2 separate regions of the Mus musculus genome follow, and region 2 is linked to region 1. The links are chromatin loops, found by intact Hi-C in ENCODE. Cell type or tissue: left cerebral cortex. All regions are shown on one strand. Each heading gives the region's core, and the rest is flanking DNA. Links, peaks and the distances in the headings are about the cores only.

What was found. Hi-C counts contacts between places; a loop is a spot of excess contacts. Peaks named below come from ENCODE experiments on the same cell type or tissue, not always from the same donor. Only the 100,000 strongest peaks of a DNase experiment are listed, where the experiment ranks them.
Region 2: it touches region 1 in a loop (1.8-fold over the local background); 1 of 42 quality-filtered maps calls a loop at or near these places.

What each region holds. Positions count from the first base shown.
Region 1 is chr13:22,004,451-22,007,354 of GRCm38, reverse strand. It overlaps Prss16 (protease, serine 16 (thymus)), which reads left to right. Exons shown (of 12, transcript NM_019429.2): 5 at 89-212; 6 at 390-467; 7 at 561-608; 8 at 1,083-1,373; 9 at 2,123-2,264. Among named protein-coding and RNA genes, the nearest start is that of Prss16, 3.8 kb to the left of the region's middle. In left cerebral cortex, for the core only: no CTCF peak of the experiment used is centred there; DNase peaks (open chromatin) are centred at 935 and 1,157; H3K4me3 peaks cover 1,497 bases.
Region 2 is chr13:23,395,774-23,398,677 of GRCm38, reverse strand. It overlaps n-TIaat3 (a tRNA gene), which reads right to left and starts at 1,618; the gene lies at 1,545-1,618. In left cerebral cortex, for the core only: no CTCF peak of the experiment used is centred there; a DNase peak (open chromatin) is centred at 1,574; H3K4me3 peaks cover 718 bases.

The DNA.
Region 1 (2,904 bases), core at 102-2,601:
GAAGGAACCTTGGGCCCAGCTTAGGTTTTGGTATCATTCTACACAGTGGCCCCCAGGAGTGTAAGGTTCGACTTTGGCTCCTTTGCAGGTTGGCTGACGTGGCTTCCGCTCGCCAGGCGCTCTCCGGCCTCCTCAATGTGTCTTCTTCCAGCCCTTGGATCTGCTTCGGAGGCTCCTACGCTGGCTCGCTGGCGACCTGGGCCCGGCTGAAGGTCCTCAGAATTCCTCGGGTGGGCGGGTTTGGGGAAGTCGGCCTGCAGGGTCCCGACCAGAGGTAGCGCGAGTGTACTACCACGCTCCTCCCTAGCCATGCACATCACTGGGGCCGGAGAGCGACACCGAGCGCAAGCACCGCTTCTTGTACTAGGCTGACGCTCCTCCTTTCGTAGTTCCCCCACCTAGTCTTTGCCGCCGTCGCCTCCTCAGCACCGCTGAGCGCTGTAGTGGACTTCTCCGCCTATAACCAGGTAAGAGCTCAGTGGCAGCGGGGAGGAGGCAGGGGTGGGGACGGGGTCTCCCCCAAACCTGCAGTTTCCGGACGTCCTTCCCGCGTGCCGCAGGTGGTGGCCAGAAGCCTGACACAAGTCGCCATAGGAGGATCATTGGAGGTAGGCGGGTTGTAGAGTGTGGAGGAAGGCGAGGGAACCAAAAGAGTTCGGGAAAATCAGGGCAGAATGGGGACCAGCCTTAGGACAGCCAGGTTGCACAAGACCTTAGCCCAGGGACGCAGTCTGGTTTTGCAAGCTGCTGGAACTGAAAACTGAGGAAGCTTCTAGAGAGGAGGGACCCTGTCGGGATGAGTGGGGATCCAAATCAGAGGGGAAGGGAGGGCTGGGCTAAAGAGAAACCAGTAGAGGGCGGTTCGAGGAGGGGCGTGGTGGGTTAGGGGTGGAGTCATCGAGGGCGGAGCTCTAGTGAACTCTGTCTACCTGAGTCAAAGTCAGAAGCTAAGGAGGATGCGGGACACTGGGAGGGAAAATTTAGAGGACAGGGAGTGAGGTTGGGAACCTCCCCAAGAAGATGCAGTTCCAAAGAAGGAAAATCAAGATCCCCCCGCGAAAGTCGCTTCTCGCTTTCCGAAGTGTCTGGCGGCGGCCTCCACCGCCTTCACGGAGGTGGAGCGGCTGCTGCGCGCAGGCCCGGCGGCTCAGGCTGTGCTGAGGGAGGAACTGGGCGCCTGCGGGTCCCTGGACCTTACGGAAGACCAGGCGGAGCTGCTGGGAGCGTTGCAGGCGCTGGTGGGCGGCACCGTGCAGTACGACGGGCAGGCGGGAGCGCCGCTAAGCGTGCGCCAGCTCTGCGGTCTCCTGCTCGGGAAGTGGGGAAACCGCAGCCGCTCCACGCCCTACTTGGGGCTTCGCCGGGCTGTACAGGTAAGCCACCCGGACGCGCTTGTAAGCCAGAGACTAATGGGCCAAAGCTGAGCGTCCACCTTCACCGAGTTCAGACGACCGAAATCCTCCTCTTCGCCTCAGATTCCTTATCTGTAATAATAAGGCTTGCATGTCTCATCCAGCTGATAGTAAAATTACCTTATTAAGTAACCAAGAGCTAAACACACAGTATACAAATGTAGAGACCACAAGATTACTATCTCTTCTATCTTGTTATGTGGTCTTGGCAGCAGCAGTGTCTGGCAAACAGCTAGTGCACAACAGTATTTATGACTGAAGTGTTAGGGAGTTCTGAGATTAGACTTAAGGAGTGCCCCCCCCACACACACACTCACACCCGTTCTACAGTTAAAATTTCGCCATCACTTTTCCTGCTCTAATTCTGGACAAGGTTCTTTAAGAACATGTCGCAAAATTTATTTCATTAGTTTCTCAGGTGAAAGCCACTATTAATACCCCACTTACAGAAGAGTGAACAGGTAGAACGGTTGCCTCTTGCCTGGGATCTCACAGATGATAAAACCTAGGACATGGGTTACAAGGACCCCCTCTGGTGGATGTCCACTGACTACTAACACCCAGAAAACCCTCAAGAACTTACCCTTCTCCTCATGCTTTACCTGTAGTCCTACTATATGCCGGTGGCCCTGGCTTACTAGGAGAAGAGGGAACATGCAGCTATATATAAATGGGTGAACCTATACGTTCATGTATGTATTCTCCTCTAGATAGTCTTGCGCAGCATGGGACAGAAGTGTTTAAGCTTTTCCCGGGCAGAGACAGTGGCACAGCTGAGCAACACCGAACCGCAAGTGTCTGGTGTGGGGGACCGGCAGTGGTTGTACCAGACATGCACTGAGTTTGGCTTCTGTAAGTGACCCACCTAACTCCCAAACCGAAGCATCTTAAAGATGGTCTGAACTCATGGTCACAACTAGCTGACCTTCTGTAACTGCAAAAGTGTCTGACTGGAGCAAGTAAACAGCCACCTCCTATGCTACTCTCAACATAAAATGGACCCTCCTTCCTTGTGCTTCCTGTATTCTATCTTAGAATATCACTAGCCTTTCTCACTGGGCTAGAGATTGTGCCTTGTGCCTCTTTCCCGTTGTCTGGATGTCCTGTCAAGCACCGAGTCTTACACACTTGCAACTTGAACAAGTTTTCAATCTTCCCATTCTCTACTTCTTACTCTGTGGTCCTGACAGAGGTGCCACACACTGCTGCTGGAACCCAGACTTCTTCGGTCTCAAAGCTTGTACTTCACCTGTGCAGTCTGACTTCTACACCATGGCCAGAGAAATCTCCCTAAATATGGGATTGCATTTCAGTGACTCAATGTTGTAGTTGCCGGGCAAAAAATACAGGATGTAGTTTCTAAACTACAGAAAAGAAACAAAAATGATGCAGATTAAAAACTCATGCATCACATGTACAAAAGTAGTGGGGAGTTTGTGTATCTAAATATAGGTATCCTGTATCATTTGTCAAATTTGGTCATTCCATCCCA
Region 2 (2,904 bases), core at 155-2,654, 1.4 Mb before region 1:
TGTCTTTACTCAGCTAACAACTGAAGCCTGAACTGCATCGTGCAATTGCTGCTCTGCTTGCAATGTTTCAAGATTAAACAATTTCAGAGACATTGATGGACACTTAAAAACAAAACAAAAACAGTAACAAAAACTGAGAGACTGTGATTACATGTCAGAAAAAGGGACACAGCAGAGCCAAGGATAGGCAAAGGCAGACCCTACAGAGGGCCCTCCAGAACCACCACCCCCCCTTACATAATGTCACATTAGGGAGAAACAGATTCCTATTACTCTCCTCCTAGGTTCCCAGGATCAGGAGGCCAAGGGAAGCCAGTAGAGGAGACCTGAGCGTTGAGATTAGAATCAGCAGTGAACTGGACAATGTTCTGTGCAACCTCAACTTTTCCCTGTTGTAGAAGAAAGCTGTGACTATTTTTATTTTCTGTCTCCTGAAAAGCTAAGATTTCATTAACTGTACTCTTAGAAACATCCCTTAAAACTTGTTCTGTCCATTCAACTTCTGACTTTGGCTCACTGTGTTATTCATCTCAGATGAGTGCAAGGGAAATTCCCATGTCTTAAGACACCCCACTCCCATTGCTTTTGAATCCAACCTTTCAGAATTCCACCGCCTTTGTACTTCTTGGCTGTACTCTTCATCCTGATTTTGGGGCATCACAACCACTGCTCAGAGAGGACAAAGCATGCCTCTCGCAGATTTGTGTGCCTTTTGGGAGCACAATACACACTGTTTTGCCTGCACACTTCTCAAATTCACTGTATAGACTTTTAAAAGTACCCAAGTAATAGGCTGTGGCTTAGAGGCACAGTGCTTGCCTATGTATAAAGCCCTAATTCAATCCATAGCACTTTAAAGAACTAACAAAAGTTCGGAGAACTATCTGAAACATCTGACTTAACATTACTTCGCCTTCTATAATGTAACGGAGAAGCTCACTAAATGGATCGTTGTAAACTCCAAAACACAGACCTCTGCTAGGCTCCCTGGGAATGCTGGGAGGCACAAAACTCAGGTTCAGAAAACTGTTCGGAAAGATCTCGGCTGGAAGATCCTTTGGACCCCACTAAGCAGCTGGACATTGATGAAGGACTTGGGGTTCTGAACCCGACATTCCCCCGTTCAGTGTCTCTAGATTAACAGAAGGCAGAAAACAGAAATGAAGGCACAGGCAGAGGCCAGGACTGGGTTTTCCTGGTAGCATTACCCAGCCTTCTAATGCACACAGCTTTGCAGGAAGTCTGTGTAAAGTGAGTGTGACTGGAGAGGAGGCACACTGTGGAAACGTGGCATGGAGAAAGACCCAGGTACTCACTGCTATTTCCCACTGCTTCCAGATTGATTCCTTGTGGTTCTCTACGAACTATGAAGTGTGCTTTCAGGACACTAAACCACAAAATAAGAACGCAACTAGACGGCACAGAGCAACCAAAAAGAAACACAGTCAAGGTTGGTATGCCTTACACAGCTATACAGAGTAGATCTATGCCACATTCGCTTCATCTTTTATTTTGAAGGCAAAGCATAGTAGCTAAAACATATGTGGCCCGTACGGGGATCGAACCCGCGACCTTGGCGTTATTAGCACCACACTCTAACCAACTGAGCTAACCGGCCAGACATAAGAGCTGCTTCTACGACCTCTACAGATATTTGATGACAAAGTTGACAACTAAGAGTTTCGTCTTGTTTTTCGAAATTTTAAGATTTTTTAAAAAGATGTAAAAACTTACAAACCACCTTATTCGAAGTAGAAAGTTTTTAGCAGCAGAAAAAAAAATTCCGTACGAGAGCAACAAATGTCTCCTTGCACTCACTCATTCCTCAACTCGGTCTGGGTCGACGCACAAACTGCTAGCAGTCCTCTGGCCGCGACGGAGTTCTGCCACCCACTTCTCCCTCTTACCCACAAGTGACTATTTGAAGTCTTGCCAATTTTAATCAATTTCAGAATACATTCGTCAAAACCATTTAGATAACGCAGAGGGTGGCAGGCCTCCACCAGATCCCGCCTCTCTACTGGAAGCTATCTAGACTTCTGTCCGGGATTCCGGACCAGTGGCTCAGGAGAGGCCACATGTATTTGTTCCCAGAAGATCTGCGTTGCTCCGGGCCGGCGGGACGTGGTCTCTCTGGACACTGTCGAGGTCCGTGAAGTCGCTGCGTGTTGAGAAGAGTGCAGGACCCGCGCGCCCGAGTACGTCTCAAGAACGAGTCCTCTCGGCTCATCCACGCCTGTCCTGGGTCGCAGTGAGGCCAAGCTCCGCTCAGCTTGAACTAGGATTTGCCATTGTCACTAGACCTGTAGTTGTTCCAGACGTTTTGTGGACCCCGGCGCTTCCTGGCGTTTTTTTTTTTTTTATCTGCCTCAGTGGGAACCGGAAGAGGCGACAGGGATGCCCTCGGTGTCATTCGGTCTTTCTTTAATGAAGTCGCGAAGGAGTTGAGAACTTGGGATTCTGAAATGAGTATTTTCGGGTCGCCCAGAAAATACATACCTTGGTGACAACGAATATCTGTGACTCCGAAGTCGCCCGCAGTCTCCAAGCAGACCAATGCAGCGCATCAGCCTCCACCTCCCAGTAGTTTGTTTTTCCGGGACCTTTTGGTGAAAAGACACCGCTGGTCCTTTTCTCCAGGAACCCTCAGCGCTCCAGTCCCCTAACTGGTGACCTTGCTGTGGCAACAACCACAAAAGTAGACGCGAACAAAGGAGGATTTAAAAAAGCGCGACGCGTAAGGCGTGAGGCACGGCTTTGAGAAACGTCACAAACACCACTCTAAACTCAAACTGCTTTTACCGCCAGGCTTGGGGACAAGGTCTCCGACTGCGGGTCCAAGAGCTCCGTGGGTCTTCATTTCACCAACGCCCTGTCCTCGCTATCGATCTAATAATTCTCCAA